Linked DNA regions of Mus musculus: all the other regions are linked to region 3. A link is a contact called in ENCODE Hi-C or POLR2A ChIA-PET data. All regions are on one chromosome and are shown on one strand. Each heading gives the region's core, a stretch centred on a gene start or an enhancer-like site at or near the end of the contact. The rest is flanking DNA. Distances are from core to core; before and after follow the strand shown. Region 1 holds the start of Orai3 (ORAI calcium release-activated calcium modulator 3). Region 2 holds the start of Zfp646 (zinc finger protein 646). Region 3 holds the start of Fbrs (fibrosin).

Evidence for each region. A loop is a pair of places that touch in the nucleus more often than their neighbours do. ChIA-PET counts read pairs that join two places held with the same protein, here RNA polymerase II (POLR2A).
Region 1: a map of heart shows a loop between it and region 3 (2.1-fold over the local background). The contact joins the promoter of Orai3 here to the promoter of Fbrs in region 3. A Hi-C loop is called at or near these places in 1 of 37 maps with a recorded cell type or tissue (heart). POLR2A ChIA-PET finds 5 or more read pairs at or near these places in 3 of 5 experiments (Patski and embryonic stem cell).
Region 2: a map of heart shows a loop between it and region 3 (5-fold over the local background). The contact joins the promoter of Zfp646 here to the promoter of Fbrs in region 3. A Hi-C loop is called at or near these places in 1 of 37 maps with a recorded cell type or tissue (heart). POLR2A ChIA-PET finds 5 or more read pairs at or near these places in 1 of 5 experiments (Patski).

What each region holds. Positions count from the first base shown.
Region 1 is chr7:127,768,018-127,771,954 of GRCm38, forward strand. Orai3 (ORAI calcium release-activated calcium modulator 3) reads left to right here and starts at 1,798. Exons shown (of 2, transcript NM_198424.3): 1 at 1,798-2,199. The coding sequence starts at 1,972. It overlaps Fbxl19 (F-box and leucine-rich repeat protein 19), which reads left to right. Exons shown (of 11, transcript NM_172748.2): 11 at 1-911.
Region 2 is chr7:127,876,314-127,880,469 of GRCm38, forward strand. Zfp646 (zinc finger protein 646) reads left to right here and starts at 1,388. Exons shown (of 3, transcript NM_172749.4): 1 at 1,388-1,794; 2 at 2,257-4,156. The coding sequence starts at 2,340. Zfp668 (zinc finger protein 668) reads right to left here and starts at 523. Exons shown (of 3, transcript NM_146259.4): 1 at 1-523.
Region 3 is chr7:127,476,867-127,480,659 of GRCm38, forward strand. It overlaps Fbrs (fibrosin), which reads left to right and starts at 2,092. Exons shown (of 18, transcript NM_010183.2): 1 at 2,092-2,779; 2 at 3,070-3,249. The coding sequence starts at 2,333.

The sequences.
Region 1 (3,937 bases), core at 548-3,047, 290 kb after region 3:
AGGCCAGGTTATTTTCTTCATGACTTGGCACTCCTCAGTTTAATGACTTGGGATTCCTGCCCAGGGACTTGAGCCAGCCTTCCCTCTCTCCCACCTGCACTGATATCTCTGGGGGTCTTTGCTTCCCATCTCTCCCTTTCACCTGCTTCATTGTCCATCCCCTCTGGGGAGTGGGTCAAGAGGTACTGGGGAGGTGCTGAGCCAAAGGGATGGTGGGAGGGAGGGGCGGTGAAGGTGCAAGTCTGGAGTAGGGAAAATGAGGTGACATGGTATCTTGTACACAGGATACTGGGGGCTGGGGGAGGCGATGGATGGGTGTGGGGAGGGCAGAAATCAGACCAACAAGGGTTCAGGGAACAAAGACCAGTTGGGTGGGATGGGGGGCCAAAAAGGGAAAACAGAGGAGCAATTGGGGATCCGAGTGTCAAGACAGGGGGCGCTACAAGCCAGGTAATGCCAGGACTGGGGGCTGGGAGAGGAGCAGATGTGGGGATAGTACCCTCTGCGTAGGGTTGCCTCTCTCCCCTTCCCTCTACCCAGATTTCAGTTTTCCCCGACCTTGACTCCTTGAACGTCACTGAAAATGGCAGCTATTGCAAGGAGTAGGGGCCGCGGGTCTACCTGCTGTTAAGCTCGGTGGCCCAGGGGAGTGGTGAGGGGTAGCCCAGACCCCTGCCTGGCTCTCTACACAATACTTGAACATTCATCTGTACTGAAGTGTTACTTGAACCGGGGGAATCTCGGACTTGGGGGAGTGTGATGTGAGGGGACCAGCTTGACCGAGACTGGGCTATGGGTACCCAGTTTGGACTGTCCCACCCCTAGCTCTCTTGCATTACTGTCTTGAACAGCTCCACCCTTCACTTGAGTTGGGGTGGGGAAATGTCAGCTTAAAGATGGGCAAGATGGGACTCCTCCAGTTTGGCTCTTCCCATTCTTTCATCGTCATGGAAACTCGTGTCCCATTTGCCCAGGGAACTGCCACTCCTGGTTGCCATGGAAATAGCAGCCAATGGACACCTCCGGAAATCAGTGCTAAGACTGGAAACGGTCCCTCTTAGTTGCTGTGGGAACTTAGTAACAGACTCTTGGCACCTCCCCTCTTCCCACCCCTTTCCTTCTTCCAGTGTGGGGGTGGGGTCTCAAGAGCCTGAGGGAGGAGTCAGGTCTAGGTCCCACTCAACTTAGGCCAGGGGGAACTGGATTGTACTACATGGGGGTGGGGGGAGGGGAATCTATCCACATACCTCAGGTAACAGGAAGGTGCGCGGGTTGGGGGCGGGGGCTGGGCGGACCAAAGGCAGGAGGGGGGGCCTGGGGTTGGAGAAAGGCTTGACGGTGGGGCCGCTTGCGGGAGGGGAGGAGGCACCCCGGCGAGGGACAAGTGGGGCACCCAGCCGGGCTGGACCCCTAACCCCACAAGTCTGTACAATAAGGTTTGCTATAAAACTCAGAATCTAGCCGGGGCCGCTGACTTTTTGTGTCTGTCTGCGGTGTCGAGTCTGAGTGGTGGGTAGGGATGGTGGAAGGGGCTCCTTTGGTCTCTGGGAGGAAAATGGGCTTAATTTTCCTGAGATGACTGCTCAAAGAGGAGTGTGGAAGTCTGGACACCTGTGAATGTCCAGGTACATACACTGGGTGGTCTGAGGCCAGCAAAGTCCCAGCAAAAGCTGAGGCTGAGCATTCACGTCGTGGCCTGGGTTAGAGGGTCCCTTGAGATCTCTGCCCGTGGGCAGACTGCAGGGGTTCGTCTCACGGCTCCACCCAATCATGTGGTCACCGGGCTCCGCCCCTGCCCCAGTTCCTGTTTCGGCCCCTGGGCCTTCTAGACGCGTCCGTAACTGTTCCCGCTGGGTCTGCCTTGCCACCCAGGATGGGGTCCCACCCGCGCTTGGGCCGTCCCTTCTTGGGGATACAAGGCGCCTCGGCCCCTCCTTGACCATCTGCGCTTGTGGTGTAACTGCTCTCAGGATGAAGGGCGGCGAGGGGGACACGGGCGAACAGGCCCCGCTGAACCCGGAGGTGGACAGCCCCGCGGGCTCAGCCACGTACCGGGAGTTCGTGCACCGCGGCTACCTGGACCTTATGGGGGCCAGTCAGCACTCTCTGCGGGCGCTCAGCTGGCGCCGCCTCTACCTCAGCCGGGCTAAGCTCAAAGCCTCCAGCCGCACATCTGCTCTGCTGTCGGGCTTCGCCATGGTGAGGGGTGGGAGGGGGTACACGGGGTGGGTAAAGCACGTGGTGGGAGAAGTCAAGAAAATGGGTCCCCAGTACTGGACTGAATAAAAGGGTTTCTTTAGGATAAAAGAAGGAGCTAAGTCCCAAGGGACTGGAAAAACCCTTTATGTCGGGCACAGCTCTAGGAATATAAACAGACTGAAGATCGGTCCCAGAAATGCCGTGGAAGAAGGGAGTAAAGAGGTCAGCAGATGCAGACTGGTGGGGGGAAAGTCTGAAGTGGCTTAGTTACCAAGTCCTCGAGAGTTGAAAGGCAGTCAAAGCTGAATGAGAGCCTATATCAACCAGATCGGGGAAGGGGGATAGTGTATGTGAGAGTCATTTGACTGAAGGGCCCACCTCTCAGAAGGCACAGAGAATTGCCGGGAAAACTAAGAAACCATGAGGAAGCTGCTGGGGAAGGAAGCTGATCAGGGAGCTAGCAGATAAGTCTGATAAACTGCAGGTGTGGGAGGATAATGTCAGCTAACGGTCCCAGCAGTGGCCCCGGGAAGTGGAACTGAAGATTCCAGAGTGTGGCCTGCAGATGTGTCCTGGTTCCTCCCTACTTAGGGCCAGCTGTGCGGCCCCAAGTCGACATCCACTCCAGTTGCCATCTTTAGGAAGTTGTGACATCATAGAAGGTGCTGTCTCTGTGGTCTGCCAAGCTTTTGTCCAGGAGGATGTGGGATTCTTATGGAGACCCCCTAGAACTAGGTGTGTTAGAACAAGCTCCGCTTAGCAAAGGAGGCTCTTCTAGAACAGTGTGCTATCTAGACTACATGGAAGCTGCTGTTTAGACAAGGATGCTCCGCAGGGTATGGGTGTGGAGTGAAGCTCTGCTAGTTTCAGTTTTCTTCACACTTGGGGGGAGGGCACCCTTCATAATGTACCCTTGTGTAAATAGGCCTTGGAGGGAGCTAAGGTGAGGGCATATAAAAGTAACTTAGGTCAATACCTCCCTTTTTTCTGCAACCTCAATATCAGGACGAAAGAATCTGTAATCTTAAAGGTTGCTCTTGCTCTGTTGCTTGTAAGGGGCCCAGATTTCCCCCAAACAGCCCCATAGTTCCTGAGGACATTTGACTGAAAGGAATCAGCACCACAGAAAGAAGGGCACAGCAGCTTGTGTTTGAACCACGTGGCTCCGCCTGCTTCTAAAGGAACAGTACAGTGTGCAGCAGAAGTTGCAGAGCAGATCGTTGTGGTGTCAGTGTGAGAGGGCTTTCTCTGAGGAGCAGTAGGCTGAATGTGTAGGTTCTAGGACCGCCCCCAGTCCTGACAAAGAACCCTGGGTTGGACCCTGGGAGACACCAGAATTAAGCCTGGCCCAGATCCCTGTTTGTGAACACACCTGCCTACTATCTGCGGTGGCCCAATTCCCCAAAATACTCAGTTTTATTTTTGTAAGTACCACTGTATCCCTGCACCACAGTAATCTCGGGATCTGTAAGAAATGGGCCGGGCGTGGTGGCGCACGCCTCTAATCCCAGCACTCAGGAGGCAGAGGCAGGCGGGTTTCTGAGTTCGAGGCCAGCCTGGTCTACAGAGTGAGTTCCAGGACAGCCAGGGCTACACAGAGAAACCCTGTCTCCAAAAACCAACAAACAGAAATGGGAGATATCTTCCTAAACCCAGGTGGCCTGAAGTTAAAACATACAAATCATATTCACAGGCTGTGAATCTAGCCTAGTTCTAGTTGGTAGAGTATTTGCCTACC
Region 2 (4,156 bases), core at 138-2,637, 400 kb after region 3:
GACACCCGCCAAGTCGCCGGAAGCGTCTGCAGGAGCTAGGAGGTGGGACGATGCGGAGAGGGCGCTCGGGCTTTGTGGTGCCCGCGTCCACGTCGAGTCCACATTTCCTCTAACAGCGAGGAAAGGACTCAGCGAGGATCCCTCCACGCCAGCCCTGGGAAGAAGCTTTTATGGAACCTCGTGAAAAGTGTCACCAAAGCGCCGTAGCCGGGGCTGCAGGGTCTTTCCTGTGACCGTACTGCCCGAATAAGCACGCGAAGGGTTTCAGCAGCTCTGGACGGAAGTGTGGCTTAAATCCATCCGAACGCCGCGCCGACCTGCGTGGGCGGAGCCAGAGCTGCGCCCGCAGCGGAGCGTGGGGGCTCACGCTGCCTGGGAGCTCCAGCATTCTGGAAATTGAGGCAGGAGGATTGCTCCGAGCTCGAGGCCGGCCCGGGCTGCAGAGTTAGACCCAGTCTCAAAACAACAAAAAGAAAACAAACAGTCGGGCCCACCCGGAACCTAGCGCCGGAAGCGTGTCCGTGCGGAAACACTGCCCGCGGGAGGGACAGGAAGTGTTCCCAGGCGGAAGTTTCGCGGGGAAGCATTAGCATCTAGGACACTTCCTGGTTCCTGGTAACAATAGGAAGTGTCCGCGGAACTGGGCTAGACTCTGGGTTCATACCAGCTGTCCCTGCTCCCTCTACCTCCTCCTCTCTCCCGCACCTTTCCCTCAGCTACCACTCCCGGGTACCCTGGCTGAGTGTGCGTGTGTATGGGCTCGAGAACTCTCGCACCAGCCACCACTTATGGCTCGCGGCTGCAGTTAGGGTAAGGGTCCCAGTGCGCAGGCGCGCTCCCGTTCACGACCTCCAACGGACGCGCCGGCGGCGGGAACCAGAAGGCACTCCTGGTGCGAGGTAGGGATCTAGAGAAGAAATTGGCAGAAAAGACGAGTGACTCTACAGGAATGTGATGGTGGTTGGTTAGGAAAAGGGGACTCGAGTGAAGGAGTTTTGAGAAGTGAGAATTCTGGGACCAGGCTCAGCTGGTGAGATTAGAAATAGTTGTGCTAGGGTCCCAGGAGACTAGTCAGCCCCGGAGAAAGGCCAGATGATGTGGCAGAAATGAATAGCTGCTGCTGGTTTTGGAATGAAGGTTGCCTCTTGAAGTGAGTTTATGTAAAAAAACGAGGTAACACGGCTTTGGATTTAGTGGTGTAAATGTACTTACAAGCTTATCATAGTGTCGCATGATTCTAGTCCCAGTTTGGGAAGCGAGGGCTACATAGTAAGACCCTGTCTGAAATGCCACCCACCCACCCCAAATACACTTGTGTAACAGCAGTGCTTGGCCCATGGTACTGTCCAGCCTGAGTTGCTATCATAATTTAGAGAAAAAGTAGAAGAGGGAATGAAAAGTGTTGGAGACAGCAAGGTAAGGTAGGTAGGGGATAGAAAAGGCAGAGAATAAAATGAACTTTCAACCTGAAATGGAATGGGATTAAATGTACTTAAAGGAAGTAAAACTAACGCCTAACAGGGAAACAGTGTGATGCTGAAAAGGCCAGGTTCATCCCTAAGAGGGCCTCTACCTTCTACAACACATAGGTGACCACTGAAGCCAGGTTCGTCCCTAAGAGGGCCTCTACCTTCTACAACACATAGGTGACCACTGAAGAAAGCAGCTGCTCTGCCATTCTTTTCAGACCACTCGGTTTAGCTGAAGAGTGAAGAAAGAAAGGTTGCACGTCTGTGTAAGGCCTGCCCAACAGTCGTGGCTGTCTCCTTCAATCTCAACTCTCAGGAGTCTGAGGTAGGAAAATTCATAAGTGTGAAACTAGTTTGGGCGACTGAGGGAATCCCAGAGCAGCTTGAACTTTACAGTGAGCTGAGACCATATCTCAAAAGCAAATAGTTCTGGTTCGTTGTTACAAAAACAAACACACACCTCATAGATTTTTGTTAGGTTGTCAGAATGATAGAGTGCACAGTCTGAAGATCAATAAGATCCATTATATATAACCTAAAAAACAAAATCAGTCTGTCTAGGCTCCAGATTTTATTTTCCTTATTTCTCTCAGGCTCTAGAGATGACTTAAACCTGGGGGAACATTTCTAGGAGTTTGTGCATAGCGAGGCTTTCTGAACCTCCAGACCTAAGAGAGAGCGGGTCCCTTGGCATGGATGTTTGGGGAACCTCTTTGCGACTTGCTTTAGTAACCAAGAAACAAAACTGACTCGATCCTTCCTTCTGACTACTGTCCCCCCTTTCTAGGCCTCAGCCCTTCTGCAGAGAGAATGCTGCTGCCACCTGTCTGTCCCTCCTGAGCCTCCAGGGGTTTTCTACCGCTTTGCCTCATGGAGGACATGCCCCTCTCATTCAGTTGCTCTGACTGTCAGCGCCACTTTCCTAACCTCCCAGAACTGGCACGGCATCGAGAACTGCGCCATTCATCTGCTAAGCAGGACGGGGAGGAAGCCGATGGCATCCCTCACCCCTATGGCAGTCACCCGGAGAACTTGGCCAACCATCAGAGGAACCATGAGACTCTTTTTTTCCCCTGTACCACCTGTGGCAAGGATTTTTCTAATCGCTTGGCCCTCCAGAGCCATATGAGGACTCATGCTCCTGAGAGCCACCGAAGGCACGGGCCTCCACATGCCATGGAAACCGCTCCACACCTTGGGAGTGAGACCATGGCTACTGACTCCTGGGGTCAGAGGCTTGGATCTGGGGAAGGCTGGGAAAATCAGACGAAGTTGGTACGAGAGACACATGACTGGGAATCTGGAGCTGACCCCAGGGCAGCGTCAGGGACGTGGGAAGATCCACCTACCAAACAAAGACAAGGCTTAGAAATGCAGCCAGATTCTAAAGGAGGTACGGCGGACTGGGTGCCCGCCGTCAGTTCCGAAGGAGCATCACCACTCCCCACTCCAGCGAGCAACCTTCTTAGCAATTTGGAACAGTATTTGGCTGAATCAGTAGTGAACTTCACAGAGGCCCAGGAGCCCACTGAGCCTCTTCCTACTGAGGGGGAGCGAAAGTACAGGTGCAGTGAGTGCGGGAAGACCTATAAGCATGCCGGGAGCCTCACCAACCACCGCCAGAGTCACACTCTGGGCATCTACCCTTGTTCCATCTGTTTCAAGGAGTTCTCTAACCTCATGGCCCTGAAGAACCACTCGAGACTCCATGCCCAGTATCGGCCTTACCACTGTCCTCACTGCCCCCGTGCCTTTCGGCTCCCCAGGGATCTGCTGGAACATCAGCAGTCCCATGAGGGGCTAAAGCAGGAACAACCATGGGAAGACAAAGAGATGCCTACCACAAATGGACACGCAGATGAGAGGAGTTGGGGTCAGCTATCTAAAACAGGGATGTTGAATGGTTCTGGGGAGCTCAGCTCTTCTGGACAGCTAGAAGATGGCGGCTCAGAGGAATATCGACCTTTCTGTTGTGGAGACTGTGGCCGTACCTACCGTCATGCAGGTAGTCTCATCAACCATCGAAAAAGCCACCAAACAGGTATCTACCCCTGTTCCATTTGTTCCAAGCAGCTATTCAATGCAGCTGCTCTGAAAAACCATATTCGTGCTCATCATAGACCCCGGCAAGGAGCTGGGGAAGGTGGTCAGTCATCAGTGTCCTCAACTGCTCTTACGTCAGCCGAGAATACTCCAAAAGTGGACGAGGTCCCCACTGCCAGCCTGGACCATCGTCCCTATAAGTGTAATGAGTGTGGTCGGGCTTACCGCCACAGAGGGAGCCTGGTGAACCACCGCCACAGCCACCGGACAGGAGAGTACCAGTGTTCACTTTGTCCTCGAAAATACCCCAACCTTATGGCTCTGCGCAACCATGTGCGGGTACATTGCAAGGCTACACGCCGAAGTACAGATCCAGGGACTGAAGGTTCACCCAGCCCTGTCAAGAAAGAACAACATGATCCAGTGGGAATGGAAGCAGCATTCCACGGAGATGAGGAACATGCATGCAAACGTGAAGAAGAGGCCACCAGTAACCCCTCAATGGCAGATAGGACAGTGCCACAGGTGTGTAGCATTTGTGGAATGTTGTTTGAAGATCTCAAAAGTCTCGAACATCATAGCGTGACCCACAGGGAAGGAGAAAAAAGCAGGACAGACAGCACGGTGTCACCAACTAGAACATT
Region 3 (3,793 bases), core at 842-3,341:
AGAAAAAAAGGGTTGCAAAAAAAAAAGAAAAAATGCAGTGGTCACTGGAAATTGCCCACCCCACTCTCATCCACTGGCAGGGCTGGGGGATCAAACCTAGAATCTTGTATATACTACCTCTGAGCTCCATCCCCAGTCCAGAGATGACACTTGAGAGCTGCTTTATGTGGTGCTATGTATACCATGGATACACAACTCTTACATCATAGAATGAAAAGGCCTTGGAACAGGTTAAGGCCTTGAAGATGTTATTTACTCCTCCCAAATGCTGCCATCGCCAACTTAGGACAATCTATCATAGAGAGTCGACCGGCACAAAGTCTGTTAGGGAATTTATCACTATTTTATATCGACAAGAAAACAAGGGTTGTCAAGGAAATGTCCACATTAAAAGAACAGCCAGGGCCAGTGAGATGGCTCCACTGAAAAAGCGCTTGGTACATACATAAGCTTAGTAACCAGAGTTTGATCCCCAAAACCCATGAACATGTTGAAGACTCTACAAAGTTGTCCTCTCGTCTCAACATACATCTAATGGCACTCGCACCCTCACATACATCATGCCCACACACTAATGATACATTAAACAATCAGATCAGAGTGGTACAACCTAAGTGCTGCAGTTGGTGGCACAGTGGCCAGGACCTTCACTCTGGAGCTAGAATCCTGGCAGTTTGTATACAGATACCTTTGGTAAAATGGATCGGAGAGCAAATATTTACCTCGGAACTCATTACCAAGTGAATTAATGTGAGAGAGTACTTCGCACTGGAGTGCAAAGTGTTTATTATTGTTGAGCACAGGAAGGGACGGCCACTGGGAGCTTGGTCTCCGCCCCACCTCTGACTCTCGCGGATCGTGCTTGGGTTTTCTGAGACGCCACGGTAGACAGATCCGCCCAAAGACGGGCAGAAGGCATTAGCGCCATGCGCTTGCGCGAAATACCAACAGGCAAAAAGGCAGCCACTACACACCAGAAAAGCGCACCTAGGACAGCCTAACGCCTACCAGTGGCCTGCTGCCTACCACTCCAGGCACCACCTCCCAGTGCCTCGCACTGTCTCTCAGTAGATGGCCAATAAACAGAGAGCAGGAAGAGGCGGGTGGCCTAAGGAACTGCTCCAAACACCTACTTCGGACCAGTCCAGTCACAAGACCTGGGGAGGGCGGGGCTAACCTGACAACCCAATCCCACATTTGAAGGCTGTTACGTCCGGCACTCCGGCGACTTTGACTCCGCCCTTTGCATTGACGTTTACTTGCCAACCTATAAACGACTGAGCCTCGGAGGGAGGGGGAAGGAGGCGGAGAGAGGAAGGAGGCGTTGGCTGAGGAGGAAGAGGGAGGAGGGGCAGGGAAGTTCTGGTGGAGAAGAGCCGTAGACGCCGAAGAAGACAACAGGAGGATACGGCGGAGTTCCTCACTGTCCAGTGGCCTTTCCGGATCCTTCTAGCTACAAGCCGGTTAGGAACGGAGGAAAGGAGGAAGAGTCTTTTATGTCGGAGGACAGAGAGAGAAGCTCTATCCGTCACCGTTGCCTCACATCCGGGACTTTGGACGGCAGGCTCCGCCCCCTTGCACCTTTCAAGGCTACGGGAGGCGGAGACCTCGTTAAATCTCCTTAAAGGGGTGGGTACCGAACTCGGCCGACTCCAACGCCAGTCTTAAAGGGGACAGCAGAAGCTGACAAACAACTCCTGCTGGAAGAATTGGGGCAAGTGGAGTTTTCCTACCTCCTGCCCCACGCAAGAAGTTCATTAAATTCATCTTAAAGGGGAAGTGACAGCCTGTGAAGGGCTAGAAACTTAGCTACGCTCTCTAAAAAGGGACGACTCGCTGTTTGAAGGCCTCTGGACTCTTTAAAGGGGTGGCCTCTTTCAGCCGGAGGACTTGAGACACTTTTAAAGGGGAAGTCGTGCTTTCCGCCCCTTTTAAAGGGGTGGTCCTTCCTCTTCCTCTGGGAGACTTGCCTCGACCCCTGGCACGGGGCCGCCACCGCACTAGACCAGCCGGACACGGTGGAGTCGTCTTAAAGGGGCCGGGGGCTGGACAATTTGAGGCCTCGCCTTAAAGGGACGGCCGCCCAGTTTTAGTCGTCGCGGCCCCGCCAGCCCTACAGGGGGGGCCTTCAGGCTTGTCGCCCCGGGGGCGGCGCCGGCTCTCTGGGCCTTGGCCTTGGGGCAAGCCAGAGGCCAGCGGATCCTGTTTTAAAGAGGAAGCCGGAGCTCTCCCGTCCCTGTGCAAGCGCCAGCGCCGCGCTCGCGACCCGGGGCCTGTGGACAGGCCGCTTCGGGCCCCGCCGCCTCCGGATGCGGCGCTGAGGGCCGTCACCATGGAGACGGCCGCGGCCCCAGGCCCGGGCTGGGCAGCTGAAGGGGAGCGGCGACGGAGACGCTGCTCGCGGCGAGACCGTGATCGGGAGCAGCGGCGCCGCCGAGGTCCAGGCGGTGACGCGCCCCGGGCCTTGTTGGCCGCCCCGCGAGGCTCTTCATCCTCCTCGTCACCGCCGCCGCCCGCCCGTCCCTGGTCGTCAGCTTCATCTGGAGAGCGGCCTGGGGGCCTACGACGGCGGCGGCCCCGACCCAGGCCTCGACCCCCGAGACCGCGAGCTCGGAAGCGGCCTGCCGGTTCGGGCAGCCGCGGAGAGGAAGAGGACGAGGAGGAAGAGGGGGGCGCAGACGACGGAGAAGCCGAGGAGGAGCCTGAGGAGGAGGAAGAGGAGGAAGACCTGATCGATGGTTTTGCCATCGCTAGCTTTGCCAGCCTTGAGGCCTTGCAGGTGTGCCCTAATGGGATTTGGGGGTCTTTGGGAGGTGGGTCAGAAGGGCAGAGAGAAGGGTATAGCCCTTACAGAGGATGGGGTTGAGGGGGCAGTGGTGACACCCCAAACCAGAGCAACCGGCTCCTCTTGCCGGGTTTCTGCCCCACCCTGGGGTGGGAGGAGGTAGAGCTAGTGTCTGGGGACTACCTAGGTTCCCCTGCTTGAGAGGCACTTGAGTAACTTGGTCACCCTTAGAGAGTTAAGGAGCTTTTCTTTCTCCAACCACATTTCCACCACCTCTTCTACAGAAGGATGCATCTCTTCAGCCCCCAGAACGACTGGAACATCGGCTGAAGCATTCTGGGAAACGGAAGAGGGGGGGCTCCAGTGGGGCCACTGGGGAACCAGGGGACAGCTCAGACCGTGAGCCTGGCCGACCCTCTGGGGATAGGCCCCGTAAATGGCCCAATAAGCGAAGAAGGAAAGAGGTGAGCATGTCCCAGATTCCAGTCCTTCCAATTTGTTCAGTCGGAATATATCATTCCTGTAGACTGACTTCCCACGAGCATCACAACTGCCGATCCCAGCAGTAATCCTAGTGTCTAGGAGCACAGGGGAAGGCAGAACAAATTGGACAGCAGCCCCATCTCCAATCCAGGTCTGAAGGACCTAACTAGAGTCAAACTCACTTGCTTTTGCTTGTGCTATGTATACTACTAACAAGCTGATAATTCAAGAGATACATCAAAGACAGCTGAATTATAAATAAGAGATGTCCTGTCCTTTCCTCTAGCTGGTGGCAGCCTAAGGGGAAAGAAACAGCCAAAAAGCAAGCACCTAGACTAGCTTGAGCAGCTGTGTAAGGCAGTGATCTGGGAGAGATCTAGGCAAAGTGCTACAGAAACCCACATGAGGAAGCCACTCATTCTGTCTGGGGGATGGGCAGAGGGTTGCGGTTAGGGAAAGCCCCCTAGAACGTCTTGGGCCCCAGTGTAGTCAGAAGTTTGCTGAGGAAAGAAGTGAGGAAAAGTT